Linked DNA regions of Homo sapiens: region 1 is linked to region 2. A link is a loop called in an ENCODE intact Hi-C map of the cell type or tissue named here. Cell type or tissue: PC-9. All regions are shown on one strand. Links, peaks and the distances in the headings refer to the core of each region. The heading gives the core; the rest is flanking DNA. Region 1 overlaps ARID1B (AT-rich interaction domain 1B). Region 2 overlaps ARID1B (AT-rich interaction domain 1B).

The links. Peaks named below come from ENCODE experiments on the same cell type or tissue, not always from the same donor. Only the 100,000 strongest peaks of a DNase experiment are listed, where the experiment ranks them.
Region 1: it touches region 2 in a loop (2.4-fold over the local background); 2 of 110 quality-filtered maps call a loop at or near these places.

The regions. Positions count from the first base shown.
Region 1 is chr6:157,058,728-157,067,068 of GRCh38, reverse strand. The region is part of intron 4 of ARID1B (AT-rich interaction domain 1B); the gene reads right to left. Among named protein-coding and RNA genes, the nearest start is that of TMEM242, 260 kb to the left of the region's middle. In PC-9, for the core only: no CTCF peak of the experiment used is centred there; DNase peaks (open chromatin) are centred at 3,328 and 3,708; H3K4me3 peaks cover 553 bases; H3K27ac peaks cover 2,293 bases.
Region 2 is chr6:157,145,744-157,154,084 of GRCh38, reverse strand. ARID1B (AT-rich interaction domain 1B) reads right to left here. Exons shown (of 20, transcript NM_001374828.1): 8 at 5,134-5,461. Among named protein-coding and RNA genes, the nearest start is that of TMEM242, 170 kb to the left of the region's middle. RefSeq lists enhancers at 3,279-3,779, 7,508-8,341. In PC-9, for the core only: no CTCF peak of the experiment used is centred there; a DNase peak (open chromatin) is centred at 4,914.

The DNA of each region.
Region 1 (8,341 bases), core at 86-8,085, 87 kb after region 2:
TTTATCCTGACAGCCCACTCAGTAAGTAGAGACAACTGCATTTCATACACAGGAAACAGATTCAGAGGGTGAGGTGGTTGGGCCATGATTTCAATCCAGCTCTCTGTCTTCAAAGCCCATTTTCAGTGTTCTAAAGTCCACTCCTCTAATACATGTTTTTCTCCTTTCTACTCCCACACCAAAGGAAAAAAAAACAAGCCAGAGAAAGAAATTTTAAAAAACTGTACTCTATCAGTGTTTTCCAGGAGGTTCACGGTTTTTCTGAAATTAAAATCATTTAATAATTCAAGTGCATCTCCTTCCTCTCCTAGCAAAACAAGTATTATTTTTGCTTTGATGGAAAATGAAATCTCTCCCACTGCAATAATTACCTCCCAGATCTTCCACTGGAACAGAAAATGGCAAAACACCACTCCCAGTATCCTAACGAAGGGACTAAATGATTCTATTCTTTGGAACAAAAGACCACCATGAACTCAGACATAAGCTATCCGTTAAAGGCTATAATATCATCATACAAGCAAGACAGTGTTTTGGCCCAAAAATGTCATTAAAATTAAAACTTTCTTCATTGAGATATTTATATATTTAATGGAAGATACTTTAAAACTAATTGTGCATTATATTTTATATTTAATTGTCAGGAGACCATTTAAAATTCTGAGATTATATACAGTCCTCAGAAAACAGTTATTACAGAAGGAAGAATAGTAAAACCAAAATGGAAAAGAATTGAACTACACCTTTTCTTCCTTTCTGTAATTTTTAAAGGGTAACTCTTGAGTAACTGATTTTGAAAGCAAAGAATATTCTCTTCCATGACATCCATCTTGTCTAAAATTTCTTTTAGTTACTATATGAAACAGTAAAAACTGATATTGACAGAAACTCCTTGAATAAGTTTTGTGTTTTCTTCACACAAACCCTCTCACATTTTCATGTGAAGAAATAAGATTGTTTTCTGTGGGGAGACTAAACAAATGGCTTACCATTAGTGACCATCGGGGACTGGAAATTTAACTGACTTTTATTCAGACAGTGTGGTAGGGGTTGGGGATGGATGGATAATGATTCAAAAGAGGCATAAGAGGGCTTTTGGGGTCCTGGTGGTGTTTCTGAACCAAGTACTGATTACACAAGTGTGTTCATTTTGAGAAAATGTATCAAGTTGTACATTTAAATTTGTGCATGTCCCTGTATTTATGTTACACCTCCACAATACTTACATTAAAAAATGGACTTCTACACAATGACAGCATAGTCATTTGTCATGGCATTAGAGAATATAAACCAGCCATCATCCAAATCCTTACGGTCTTATTTCTCCTGATAGGTCAGCACTAATGTACGCTAAATTCTTCTTTGGTATTCTCCCTGAAAATATGACCTGCTCTCAGAAAAGCAAGAAGTCCAACTGAAACGGAAGTTTCTATGGGTAGGTAATGGTTTGACCCCTGATCCCACTACCACAATTGTTCCAATTCTCTAATGATTTCCCTGCAGGGTTCATTTACCAGTTCTGGGTCAAAGACCAACATGCCCATGAAGTCAAGGGTCAACCCAAGCAGTGCTTGATGTATTTGAAAGTAACTGTACCATAAAGGCACCTTTCATCAATTAGAGACGGTTTTTTAATTTAAAATAAAAGTATAAACCACAATATCATCATCATTTATATTAACGAATTCACAGGCATACACATATGGAATGATATATCCCGATTATGGTACAGAACCAGTTAATACCCAGAGCCAAAGTAGTTTCAGCTTAAAAAAAGAGAGGCAATTTTACCTTACTATCTTCAGTAGTATCACATTTGAAAGCATTTTTCATTTGTCTCTCAGATTTTCCTTCAAGTTTTCATTACTTTGAACTTCTTTTAACTTATATTCTTCATGACTTTGACTAGCACAGTTATGTATGGGTTAGATAGGGACGTGGAGAGGTGAATTTCCCCAAATATGATAAAATGCTGCTTTAATACTCTTTTAACTTAAACACTACTTCCTTACTTTCATATCTATAAAAATAACTATTTGCAAATAATAATTTTTGTTAAACAAACTACTCCAGTAGAGAATGGGTTGAGCCATTTGGACTTGAAAATGGAGTGTCTTTTAGAATTATAGTCAGTTCCTAATAAAACAACAAAAGACAGTAACTTCCTCTACTGCTTATTTGTCCTGAAGAGGAAGGAAAGGGAGTAGTAATCAAAAAAAGAGGGAGAGAAAGTGAGAGCCGGGGCTGAAGGGCAGGGGGCAGGCCAAGGTTGTGGCTGGGGTGCACGCAGTATCAGGCAGAGGCCGGAGCCTGGGGTTAGAAGCTGGATCCACCAGGGCCGAAGCTCTAAAGTGTAATCCACTCAGCTGGTCAGGAGAGGATGTGGGGACAGTGGGGCATGACACTCGTCAGGTGCAGCAGCTAAAGGTGCATTTGGAAGTGTTCTCGGCGAATCCAGAAAGCCAGGGTTGTGCGTTCTCCACTTGACAGACTTTGGATTGGGTTATAAGTGCTCATGAATAAGAAGCATTAGAAGAGTAAAAATTAAACAAATCAAGTCTTCACTGTTCACTGGGAACAACAATACACTCAAACCATCGAAGAAACACTAAGAAGAATGTTTCCGTATCATCATAAAAACTGAGCATAGCCTCTGAGTGTTTTATTTTGCTCTTTAATATTACGAACACACATAGCTAAACATGCGTTCTGGAGAAAGGAGCTTTAGAGTCTCATGAAAAACAAGTATTCCTGTTCAGCAGATACATGCAAAGTTACCTTAAAGAGCAAGGCCAACTCCTAAATAGGCAGTACCTATCGTCAGACCAGATATACTCAGATGGCTCAGGAAAAACTGTATCAGTCAAACGAGGGGCTGATCAGCCAGGGAAAAATCTCAGAGGTGCTGCAAGACAAAGATGACAACAGGGTAGGGAATCCAGGCCAATGAATATCAGAGATGACTGCACAACCAGAATGGGATTCCTACTGTGGAGATGCAGGTTTCCGGCTAGCCTAGTCGGATGCCACAAACCTTCCAATTATTTAACCACCCCATGTTCTGATGCCCCCCTCACAGACTGGCCTCTCCCTACAGAGGTCAGCCTGCAGGTAGAGCACTGCGGTGCCAACCAGTGTGGTCCATGAGTCTTCATCTGAGATGGGTCATCTAGCTCTCAGTATTCTCCTGGTAACATTGGTTTCTGAGCCTTGTAAAACAGAGAACCAGATCTTGGTCTTAAAGACATTTGCTAAAGGAATGTCACCCTGTGATAAGTCATGAAAAACTAAAACCCTCCCAGATAACACACTAGCCATTTGCATATTGTACAAGGACTAGATTGTCAGGTTTACCCACTGGCAGTCATTCCATACATAACAATAAAATTGAGAAGTCTGACTCATTAGAAGTACATTTCGTATGAGTTTTATATTTTACACACATTTTATGTTGGTAACTCACATGTGCCTGAGAAGTTAACATACTATTCTTCCACACTCAATTCTTATGGTATAATAGAATTAAACTCACATTCTATAGGCAAGTCAAGTAATAGCACAACTATCTAAAAAAAAATCTAACAGAGGAGGAAAGGGCCCCTAATGATAAGCATCTTGGTGTGGAAAAGGCACTGGCTTTTTATTAGCCGCATGCCTCACAGTATCAGCTACCTAACCTGTGAGGCTGTTTCCTCCTTTGTCAAAGGGGCATGAGAGCACCTGCCTCTTAAGGTGGTGTGTTAAAAGAAATGCAAAGCACCTGGTATTTGCTTGCTGCTCAGTAAATGTTAGCCCCCCAGCTGCCACCCCTTCTTCCCTTACTCAACATTTCACACTGGCATGAAAAAATGGCTGGTGGCTCATTCACCTGTCCTGGAAACTGTCCTCTCTCCCTTGGAACTTGATAGTAATCTAAGATTCAAAAATGTTTAAAAGAAAAAAAAAAAGGGAAAAGCCACCACATTAAAGATTCTCTACATTCTTCAAATCCAAGATGAGGATGGTCAGTAGGACCCATCCATTCTCATTCTGAAATGTAACTTATTTCTTTAAAATATATTTTAGGCTGGGCACGGTGGCTCACGGCTGTAATCCCAGCACTTTGGGAGGCTGAGGCGGGTGGATCACCTGAGGTCAGGAGTCCGAGACCAGCCTAGCTAACATGGTGAAATCCCATTTCTACTAAAAATACAAAAAATTAGGCAGGTGTGCTGGTGCGCACCTATAATCCCAGCTGCTCGGGAGGCTGAGGCAGGAGAATAGCTTGAACCCAGGAGGCAGGGGTTGCAGTGAGCTGAGATCGCGTCATTGCATTCCAGCTTGGGCAACAAAAACAAAACTCCATCTCAAAAAAAAAAAAAATATATATATATATATTTTAAAACATACCAGATTAACAGACACTTTGTATGAAACAACAAACATCACAGGAGGAAGGCAAGTAGCGAGTGCTCATCGGACCACCGTCATCAGTTTCTTATGGTACCCTGTCCTCATACCTTCTATGAATATACAAGGGAAAATTTAAAAATCAAACTCGTGTCTACAGCAATTAACAAAAGGAGAAACAAGCCATGTTCGGTGGCTCACACTTGTAATCCCAACACTTTTGGGAGGCCAAGGTGAGAGGATTGCTTGAAGCTAGGAATTCAAGACCAGCCTGGGCAATGCAGTGAGACCCCGTCTCTACAAAAAATGAAAAAAATTAGCTGGGCATGGTGGTGTGTGCCTGTGGTCCCAAGTACTTGGGAGGCTGAGGCTGGAAGACTGCTTGAGCCCAGCAGTTGGAGGCTGCAGTGAGCTATGGCGCCACTGTACTCCAGCCTGGGTGACAGAGGGAGGCTCTGTCTCTAAAAAAAAAAAACAACAAAACAAAAGGAGAAACAGAAACAGGGGAACATACAATAGCAAGAGAAAGCAAAAGAATCTAATGTTGTAGCTATGTACTTGGGAAAGTAGATTCGGCTTATCATGACTGCTTTGTCAAACATTTTATTATCTCCAAAAAGTGACAGCAGTGACAGCACGCATGGGCTGTCTTTAGCTCCTTTCATTTTTGCTGTCTCGCTTTTCCCACTGCAAACTCAGTGGTTATTAGCTGCTGGAAAAATTTACCATGGTGACTCTTCCATAAAAATACTTTCCTCCTACCACACGATGCACGTTTGGAAAAAACATGGCACAGACATTTCAGTTTAATTGTTCTTAATTGGGTTGTCTGAAAAACAAAAACAGGCTTTTTTATGCTGTGAAAAAATACACAAAGGGTGGAATCAGCTATCTTTTTTATTTCTGGTATATTATTTAAGGAATGGCACAGAGTAGGCACTTTGGATGGATTAGAGTTATCAGATAAAATATGGGAACTCAGTTAAATTTCAGAGAAATAACAAGTTTTAAGTGTATGTGCCATGTAATATTTGGACTTATACTAAAATTTTATTCATTGCTTATGTGAAATTCAACTATAACTGGGCAATCTTTTTTTTTTTTTCTAAATCTGACAACCCTGAGATGGTAAAGGCAATAATAACCAGGAGTTAAAATACCCACGCCCACTGCCCGAACTCCTCCCCACAACTGCGAGATGTCAAGCAGGTGACCTCACCTCTTGGTTCTTCTGTTCCATTCTCTATGAAATGGGACATCACCTGCCATACCTTGCAGGGTTGACATGTGGAGCACTTCCATGTGCTCCGTACCATTCTAAGTGCTGCAGATAAGTAATGTAACTCTATCTTCACCGCTTTGAGATATTTACTATTATTGCTCCCATTTAAAATTTTACTATTATAATTGCCATTATGCAAACAGCTAACAAATGTAAATTCAAATGCAGCCAGGCTCTCAATTTAATGCAGTAAAAATAAATATATGATAAAATGTATAAGAAAGACACAAATAGGATATATTACAATTAAAGAATTAGAAGGAATTAAACTTTGACAGGAAAAAAAGATTGTCTTGGTTGATCAGTTGAGGGGACAGCCTGAGTCACGAGTCCACAGGAGGTGAGACAGACCACACAAGACCCTCTGCCCATCCAGAGGTGCCACAGCAGGTTGTGGGGTGGGGAGTGGGCAGAGCACTCCACTCTGTAACATTTTTTTAAAGGCTGAAAATAAAAAACACCAGCAGCTCCAGGGGGAAGAAGCTGTAAAAGATCATTTGTGAGTTAACTAACCACAGATGGGGCAAAATTAACCTTGGTGTGGACAAGGAATTTGTTGAGATGGAAAGGAAGGACAGCTCAGAGAAGCTGAGAAGGAAAAAATAGCAGGGGGTTAAGGACTGAATCAAAAATGTGTAAAGTAAACCATCAGCAGATATTTATTACCATCTCAGGATTGTGAATCTGTGCCAAGACAGCATGGTCGGGCTCTTGAATGTGATGAGACAATGAAAGAATAGTAAAAAAAAAAAAAAAAAAAAAAAAAAGTTCAGATTTTGCTTCACATATATTAAAATGCTTTCAAAATAAGTTTAAATCTATATGTTAACCAGATTGAAACTTTGTGGTTGTGTGTGAAATTGTTGTTATTGAAAAGTATTATTTAAGAAAAACTACTAGTGAAACAAGTGATATTGGAAAATTATTTATTCTTCTATGGCACTAGACCTTGGGATTTTACATTTATTAATCAAAGTATGTAATGTTCGTGTTTGCATACAAACAGAGACTACTTTGCAAATAATTATTAATAATTATTTTTGTTCCAGATAATTAATCTTAAAAAGTTGCGCACATGTCTACTATACCCTATTACAATGTAAAAATTGAACACTCTCTGCTTTACCATCGTATTGGTTTCTGAATTCAGAGCTGAGAGGCGCTATGCTATATAATTTACCTTAAGAACTGTTTTTATCGACTGATGGATTGTTTTCCCAGATGTGGACTTATCAGCGGTCTCTTTAGTACTGGTATCTAGACAGGGAGTTGGCAGTAAAGTTCCTGTTTCACTAATTACATTCTTTTCCAAAAGTTCACCCTGCCTCGGTGTCCAGGTAATTGCAATTAAGTCAGGAATCTGGTAATTAGAAATTCAAGTGCCCTGCCAGGAACAATACACTTCCTCTTGACACGCTGCCCACAAGAACTAATTCACTTGGAAAGGACAGAAGCTGATGTGAAGTGGCAGCGTAGATGCTGATTAAGCAACAAGCAGTGAAATAAATTTTTCCCCTCCTTGTTCTAAAACAAAATGCATTCTATCTCATTTAAACTCCTAGAAAGCATTTTGTAAATTCTGAAATGCACAGACAAAAGCATAATCACTCATATTCAGGAAAGCTTGCTCTCTCTCCCTCACAAAATGTTTCCCAGGCCAGGCAGGAGCTTTAGAGCCCACCAGGTCTCCCAGGCAGTAGAAGGGGCGTGCTAAGGAAATTTAGGGTCACTTGTATCTTGCTAATCATTGTTTAACCCCAGAGCTTTCCACAGGGCCTGGCCCACTGAAAACAATTAATAAATGTTGAGTAAACTAGTCTCAGAACCTCTTTGTCAATACTCTAATCTCAGAAACCTTTTGGTAAAATATAAGAATAAACATTTATTTGACTTACCAATAGATTAATTTCCATTACATGAATCAGACTCTTTTAACCTCATATTCTGCAGTATACTATCAAATATTTACAAACAATTCACTATGTAATGAAGATTTCAGGTAAGAAAGGAAAACACGATAAGTAACTTTATCTCTCTAAAAAGCAAGGGCTTAGCTGATTCTGTAAACCATTTTCTAGCGAATGGAGTAATTTCACCAGCTTCTTTTATTCCTGACATCACACAACTCTATTATATAACAAACTGTTACACATGATAATGTAAAACTTTCATTTATACATCAATTTACTATTTTCCAAGCACTTTCACATTTTCTCATTTGATTCTAAAGATACACAACTAATCAATATATCGTCTCTTAAATCTTTTCTCATGCCAACAGATACCACACACTGTCGATAAATGAATATATTTTTATCAAAAAAAAAAAACAAAAACACAATTTCCAAGCTGAAGTACCTTTGGCTATAACTCATCTCATTGAAACATCTAGGCAAGGTGTTTTGGGGCCTCCAAATCTTTCCTACCAAAATCCGCAGCCCCAGCTAGATCTGCCTATTCATTCCTGCCTGTCTGTGAGGCTACCCTCCTCTGCAAAGAGCTAAGTCAAATCTCCTTCAATGCCTGATCACCCCAGACCACGTGGTATTTTCCCTCTTCTATGTCTTATTAACCACATATCGCTGGTCAGGTGCTACCCAGCCCCATCTCTCCAACTGCATTGCAAATGATGAGGGCCAGAACCACGTCTGCCACCGCTAGTGTCCTCAG
Region 2 (8,341 bases), core at 86-8,085:
TTGCTGGACATCACCAGGTACCATCTAGGACTAATAAAAGGACGTAAGACACATGGAATGAATGGGGGAAAGTTATTCTACCTGTGCACATCTGCACGCACAGCCTTTAAACATAATGGATTCAGTCATTTAAAAAATGTTACAAGGTCAGGAGTGGTGGCTCACGCCTGTAATCCCAGCACTTTGGGAGGCTGAGAAGAGAGGATTGCTTGAGGCTAGGAGTTCATGACCAGCCTGGGCAACATAGTGAGACTCTGTCTCTACAAAAAAGTAAAGATAAAATCAGCCAGGTATGGTGGCACGTGCCTGTAGTACCAACTACTTGGGAGGCTGAGGTGGGAGAATTGCTTGAGCCCAGGAATTTGAGGTTGTAGTGAGCTATATTAAAGCCTGTGTTTAGCCTGGGATCCACAGCTATGCTCTTTAGGAAGTGGTAGGCCAAAGTTCTTCCTAAGCTTCTGGCAAACTTTGGCTCACCTATGCTCAGGTAATGGCTCAGAATCCTCCAAAATGATGCTACAGAGAGCCACGAGAACTGATCTACAGATGGATGGAACTAATTTGCCATTCCTGAAGTAGGCTTTTAGTAAGATCAGCTAGTATTTCCAACTCTCTGTTTCTTATATCTTCAAAAGTAAATTCCTTAACTAGCAATGCTTTAAAACTGTACACAACAATGCATTTTCAGATAAAAAGGGTATCAGTGTGTAGAAGGAGGAGGGTTCTGTACAGATATTACTTATAAACCATTAACTTCAAATGACTGGATATTACTGCACAGTGAATCTAGTACGTGAACAAGAAGATTCACCAGATTCTATTGTAAATCCTCTGATGATCAAAATGAGGAATTTACTCAAAAGGTGAAAAAGAAAAAAAATTAATCTATGTTTCTTAATTTATTCAATGCAGCAGGTCGATTTTACCTTCATATTGTCACTCTCAAAGAAATTAATAAAACAGTTTCTAACCAGTTAAACTTGCATGTTTTTTCTCTCTACTATCTTATACTTGACCAGCTGAGAAAATCTGAAGCATAATTGCCCCAATCCTTCATTTTTACAATGAGCATTCTGTTTTTATCTAATTGCAGACACACACTCACTCACGCTCCACCTTCATCATTAATTTGTCCTTTTCAGATTCTTCCATGGGCTCTAGGTCCTTTGGGATTGTGCCTTGAGAAAGAAGTCATTCTGACAAGCTCTGTGAATCCCACACTATGCCATTTCTTCCTCTCCCAAAGAGAAACTAACATTTAGCAAACTAGCTTTTCTAATCGCCAACCTAACTTCAACCTAACAGAGCCATCAATGGGGGAACAAAAATCAAAGCAAAACCACGAGTTTGCTGCAACAAGCTGTTAAATAAGTAAAGCAAAAGCATGTTGAAAATCAGATTTCTCAACCCAGAGCACTAAAACATGTCATACACATGTTTTCTCAGATTCAAGCTTCTGCTTTTAAAAAAGGCACAACACAGGTTATGTGCATTGCGAAGTGAACAGAAGGAAGATTTAAAATAGAAATAAAACTTAACTTCTTTCTTTTTTTAGAAAGAATAGTGTAGACATAAAAGTTAAAATTCACAGCTAACAGTCATGGGGCTATGAATATGAGCCCTTGCCAAGTGTGCTTTATAAGATTTACATAGAATAACGCCAACATTTTTCTTTTTCTTATTTTTAATTAAGGAGGAGGTGTTGTACTCTAAGGAAGCTATCTGGATGCTGCTGGCTGAAATACAGATTTGATCTCCTCGTGCTGGTTAGCTAACATCGATTTTCTGCCCCAGTGGAAGAGATTTCACTCTGATGCATGCCATTTAAATTCATTTTACACAGCTGCTTAATGTGGTTTGGCAAGGCACAGTCAAACTAGCTTTGTGGGTCTAAAGAGGCCTCTGGAGTTGGTAAAAGGACAGATCCTATGGATTAGCTGCAGATGATGAATGCTTGCTTCCTCCGACTGTTATCTTCCTACTGACTCATGAATTGACCTTGAAGGTACCACAAGAAAGTAAGAAAGAGGAAAAGCCAATTTCCCAAGAATAACCATGTTTACCTCATTCTATATTTGTTATTTCACTTTGGGGATGATGTTTACAGGATTCTATATTTGTTGGTCCACATTTAGGGCCATGTTTACAGACTTTAGAACTCTCGATTCCAAAATTATCATTTGTTCTGTCTAAATAAATGTAAACTGAATATAAAACTACTAAAAAGCTCTGTCAGGCATTCATAACCAGTAGTGAAAGCATAGTTCTATAAGTTTACTGTTTAAACAAAGCTAGGTGATAGTTCCCTGTTTGATTTTAACCAAAGATGGGGCATGTCTCTACTAAAACTAACTACCAAACATGATTAAGTCTGCCCAGGATGATAGCAATAATTATTTTTTTTAGCAATTCACTCAATAGTAATAGACTTTAAGAGCATTTACTAACCTAAACATGGTGACAGAACCTGATATTACACAGTTTTGTAGTAGGAAAGAAGAGATACTTTTTGTTGCTGTATGTAATTCCTGTGTTGAAATTGAGAATAATATGGCAACACTGTGTTTAGACAGAAAATTATCTGTTGGATTATTTTGTTGTATTTTCCTGGTGACTTCAATATTCTGATACTCGCTGGAGAAAAAATAATAGAAGTTTTTGGCACAGACATTTGCTTGGTGGTGATATAATGAAACTCCTCCTAAGTCCTATGAATAGCCTGTCAGCTCAACTGCAGTGAGTCTCTTGTCAAATGAGATGCTGTGCTCTTAATTTGGGGGTGGGTATGGCAGCCGCTCACTGTAGCAGCAGGAGTGATAATATAGTCATGAGAACAGCGCTGCACAACACAGGTTCCTAGACAAAACAATGACAACAATGGGGGAAATGACGCCAGAGGTGGTGACATCATGTCTTCGACACAGATCAAAGTTTCTATTTCCCTCTCAGGCATGAAGGAAAGCAGCCATGCCGAAAGCCATGCACAGACAGGGCCTGAGGACGCATGCGGGTTTCCACCGAACGGCCACAGTACTGTTAATACGAAAGGAAAACGAAACAAACACACCAACAAAAATGGACAGAAGGACAACCCCCTTGGAGATGGATTTTCTGTTAGGTGTTTCGCTTTCTTGGTTTGGGTGTTCCTTTCGCGGCCAGACGGCACGATCGTTAACAGTTTCAGAGAAAACGCCCAGGTCCCGCAGCAAGTCGGGGTGTGTTGCTACCTACCCGTACTGGTCAGGCTGGTGCACCATGGGAGCCTGAGAGTTGCCATAGTTGGGGTGCTGGGAAGAAAACATGGGGCGTCCGCCAGCCCCAGACTGGCTGGGATAAGCAGGCGACCTAATGTATGGTGGCCTAAAGTGGAACAGAAGAACAGCTTCTTGGGATTTGTTCTGATGCACAAGCATGAGCCCTGTATATCTGTCACCCCCACACATAGGTGCGGGGCTTACAGACCATGGAGGCAAGTTGAATACCCTGCATCCTGCCGCTGCCTGAGGGGTGGGGGGTACAGAAAATGCCTCCAACGAAAGGGTGGGGACAGGCAGAGAAAAGTAATATTCTCAATTCTAATCTCCATTTACCATTTTAAAGTATAGCTTTGACTTTGGTAAAAGCAAACAAGAAGATATACAGCCCCCATTTAAACTCCTGGTGAGCTAAAATGGGCAGTAAGTTGAAGGCAAGGCTTTGGAATGGTCTACGCATTAGAAACGGAAAATGGCAATGCATGGATGTGTATTTATATATTGATTGCTACAGGATGACATAAACACTGACTCAGAGAGGGGGCACGCGTAGCTTTGTAACCACACAAAATCAGGCCTGGCTCTCTGTGGCTATCTTCTGAGGTCCCTCCAAAGGCTGCGTGCCAAATGCAATCAAATACTTTCTACTTAAAAAAAGAAAATAACTTGCGCTTTATGAGTTGCAACAATGGACAATTCATTTAAACTTGAATTAGAACTTCAATTTCAACAGCCAAACCAGTTTTCACAGACAGGTTTACAAAAATATTCCCTAAAGCCTGTGTAGGTTCGGCAGAGGGCTAGACTGCTGGAGTTCAGAAGATTTTAAGTAATTGTAATGTGGAGACAGAAAGAAAGATAATGATTGATTTTCATTTTATTTCCTCAAGGGAAATTTATTATTATTTGGAAAAAACAATAAGACTGGAGGGGTCCCACATTCCCCAGATAGCAGCTTCAGAGGAAAAGTAACAAAAGACACATTTAAAAACACACGCACACACATGCACACACGCACACACACCTTAGCTTTTGCTTCCCTTTGACAAAAATCGGAATCTTCTACTTTGCTTCTGAAGATATCATTAAGATACACATCTTTCAAAGTATGTTGCTTTAAAACATATTTACATGTGCTTTTAAAACATATTCACCTTTGCCTTATAAATTTTTAATTATGTTATTTTTATCCAGGTCAAGTATTTACTTCAAAATTAATTTTTAAGTCGGGATTAAAAATGAGTAAGTAATTGTAGCTAAAGCCTTTTATCAACTCAAACTTTCTAAAATATTATATTTGCTTTTTAAACCACATTTTGGTTTGGACAGATAGATATGCCTGGAAAAATAAAATATAACATAAGAATGTCAAGTATATAAATCTCACACATATACATTTAGACAAACACACAATACACGTATGTATACATACGAAGTTTGTATTTTAGGAAGATTCTTGTGGTAGGGTGAAAAAAAGGTGGGGAGTGTGTTCCTTTTGAATGTTTTAGATTTTAAATCGTTCCTAAGCGTATTTCCTGCTTAAAAGTCACTGCTTCAATTGGTACCACGCAGACACTTCCCTGTGCAACCAGATCTGGTTTGCTGCTGCAATGACTATTCACAGGCATTTCAAATCACCTCCCACGACTGATGTGCTCACCGCTCACATTCCTTCCTCATGTATCATAAAACATGGTTTGTCACTTAGTTCTCTGACCTCGATGCTACAGAATATATTTAACACAAAAAGAACGGCCAAGCACAGTGACATTCTACTGCTCTGTGTGACCCCAGGGAACAATGCAGCTATGTGCGCAGTCACGTGGTCACGGGTAGACACACAGCGTACCTGCCCGGGGCGTGCTCCTGGGTGGCGTACCTGCTTTGTGCTGAGTTCGCAGCAGCCTGCATCACTGCTGCGGCTGCCTCCTGTGCCTTACGGTTCACAGTTGGCATTGGCGGCCCCATTCCTGGCCCTCCCTGCTGAGACATGCCAGGAGAACTGGGGGTCATGCTGCTCATATTTCCAGGAAATGGTCTGTTCTGCATCCCAGCTGATGGCATTCGTCCCAGGGGCACAGCACCACATGGCTGGCTTGGCCCTTGTCCATGCATCTGGTTGTTGGCACTGATACCCATACCGGGCCCTGGGCCGCTGTAGCTTGCACTGGGCACCCCACTATACGCTGGGGGTCTGGAGTAGTTACCTAAACAAAAAGCAAACACAAAGTAAAGCCTTTTATTTAAACTTGTGACAACATTCACTGGAAATACTTTTTGTCCAACAATGCGATCAGCACGGAGTATTAGTCATGACCGTTATAGGCCCTTCCTGTTGCTGCTGGTGCAGCTGCCAGTCTCAAACATGCTCTCTCTGCACACTCCCAGGCCCTCAGAGAGTGACTCAAATACAGACAGCCCCAGAGGACCACTGCACTGATGAAGAGAAATTCAGGCTGGTCATAAAAAGAAACAAACAAAAAAACAAAAAACAAACCCTATGAATAGGCAAGGGACACCGAGTGCTGCCTCAATCCATTCAACACCACATATTCTTATATTTTAACCAAAATGGTGAGCACCACTCTTGAGATCACACCACTAGATCACTGCTACCTTCAACAGTCATGTGAAAGGGCTCAAAAAGACAACGTGTAAGACGACATGCACATATGGTCAAAATCATCCTTTAAAACCCCACAGGAAGGTGTCACGCGGGAACCTGACATGAGCCCCAGTTTTCCTCTAAGTTGGGAATAATATTTTTCTTTCTTTCTTTCTTTTTTTGCTTGAGTACCAGATCGAGCAGCTGGTTTGTGCTGGCTGCCACATCTCGGAAAACTGTCCCAGCACAAGCACGGCACACGGCAGCAGGAGAGCTGGCGGGCAGGGTCAAAGGCGAGGGTGAGGGCGGGCGGGCAGGGTCGGAGGCGGAGGTGAGGGACGGAGGGCAGGGTCGGAGAAGGGGGTGAGGGCTGGCGGGCAGGGCCGGAGGCGGGGGTGGGGGACGGCGGGCAGGGCCGGAGGCGGAGGTGAGGGACGGAGGGCAGGGCCGGAGGCGGAGGTGAGGGACGGAGGGCAGGGTCGGAGGCGGAGGTGAGGGACGGAGGGCAGGGTCGGAGGCGGGGGTGAGGGACGGAGGGCAGGGTCGGAGGCGGGGGTGAGGGCTGGCGGGCAGGGTCGGAGGCTGGGGTGGGGGACGGAGGGCAGGGTCGGAGGCGGGGGTGGGGGACGGCGGGCAGGGCCGGAGGCGGAGGTGAGGGACGGAGGGCAGGGTCGGAGGCGGAGGTGAGGGACGGAGGTCAGGGCCGGAGGCGGGGGTGAGGGACGGAGGTCAGGGTCGGAGGCGGAGGTGAGGGACGGAGGTCAGGGCCGGAGGCGGGGGTGAGGGACGGAGGTCAGGGTCGGAGGCGGAGGTGAGGGACGGATGGCAGGGTCGGAGGCGGGGGTGAGGGCTGGCGGGCAGGGCCGGAGGCGGGGGTGAGGGACGGAGGTCAGGGTCGGAGGCGGAGGTGAGGGACGGAGGGCAGGGTCGGAGGCGGGGGTGAGGGCTGGCGGGCAGGGTCGGAGGCTGGGGTGGGGGACGGACGGCAGGGTCGGAGGTGAGGGACGGAGGGCAGGGCCGGAGGCGGGGGTGAGGGATGGCAGTTGTTTTCCCTTTCCTTTCACACCTTTTGATTGTGTGTAGATAGATTCAAGTAAATCAAAGGTACACATGATACTACTTCAATCATAACAGCTGCTGAACCACAGTGTGTGCTGGGCACTTGGTTAAGTGCTTTGCACCAATGAATTCATTCATTTCTTCCAATAACCACATGAAATATAGATACCCCAGGACTCCATTTACAAATGAGAAAAATCAAGAGCTAGAAGATTAGTACTGAAGCTCAAGCAAACTGGCTCGGGGACCCATGTATTTGACCAATAAAATGTGCTGCCTCCTGATAACTGAATGTTGAAATTACATAAATGCGAAAGACAAGTGTGTGTGGAATATGGATTAGTGTTTCCCAATCAGTCCTTACTATTTTTTGGAAGCCTTTCTCCATCCATGTAACATAACTATACACTTACTACATTCCAGAAGCTGTTCTAGGCACAGGTGACGTAAAGCTAAATACAATCCAGTTCTTGCACTCGAGAAGCTCACATCTACATGGGTATGTGTGTGTGTGTGCATGCACGTGCACGTATGGGTATGCATGTGTGTGTGTGTGCAGTAAAGCAGCAAGGGTGAAAACAAGAAAAAGGATAAAAGCAAAACAAAGCATGCAATGTGAAAAGTGCAAGAGAGAAGGGAGAGTGAGTCTGATGGGGGCTGAGGGCTTGAGGGTCCCCTTGGTGGGGGTTGGTGGAGAGTCCTCTGAATGAGCACTTCTGGAGCTGAACCCTCAGGAGCTGGCTTCAGGGGCTGGGAGAGCCTGCAGCTGGGTGAGCCTCTGCACTGCCTGCCTGTAGGACCTTAGGGGAGTTGCTTGCATCTTTTCTTGTTTCATTCTCTTCTCTGTAAAACAGATAATCCTAACACTGTCCACATGAAGAGGTGTTCTCAGGATTAAACCATATAATGGATGTAAAGTATCAAAATTGTTGGTGCCACTTGATGGGGGTTTCATTGTTGGCTGGGGACTGTGGCAGAAGAGGGGAAAGGGCACTTATGGCTGAGAGGCTGGGGACACCGGCTTAATGGCAAGGGCAGACTGACTTGGGACAGCCACTGGGGCGCTGTGTGTGGCTGACGGGGGGATAGAGGGGAGAGGCTGGGTCTGGCAGGGCCTTGTGTACCAGGCTTCTAAGTTTGAGATTTATCCTGTCCATAAGGAGGAGCTTCTCAAGGATTTCCAGCAGAGGTAGGATTGGATTAATAACTGCAATAAAAGCAAACACTTAACATTTACTATGTGCTAAGCTCAGTTCCAAGTTCTTTGTGTTAACTCACTTAATCCCCAGATCAAGCCTAGGAGGTACACATTATTATAATCCTCATGCTGAAGACGAGGAGCCTAAGGCACGGGGCTGTGAATAACAACAAATGTCCCATGGTCACGTGGCTCACAACTGGAGGACTAAGGTCTGAGCCCAGG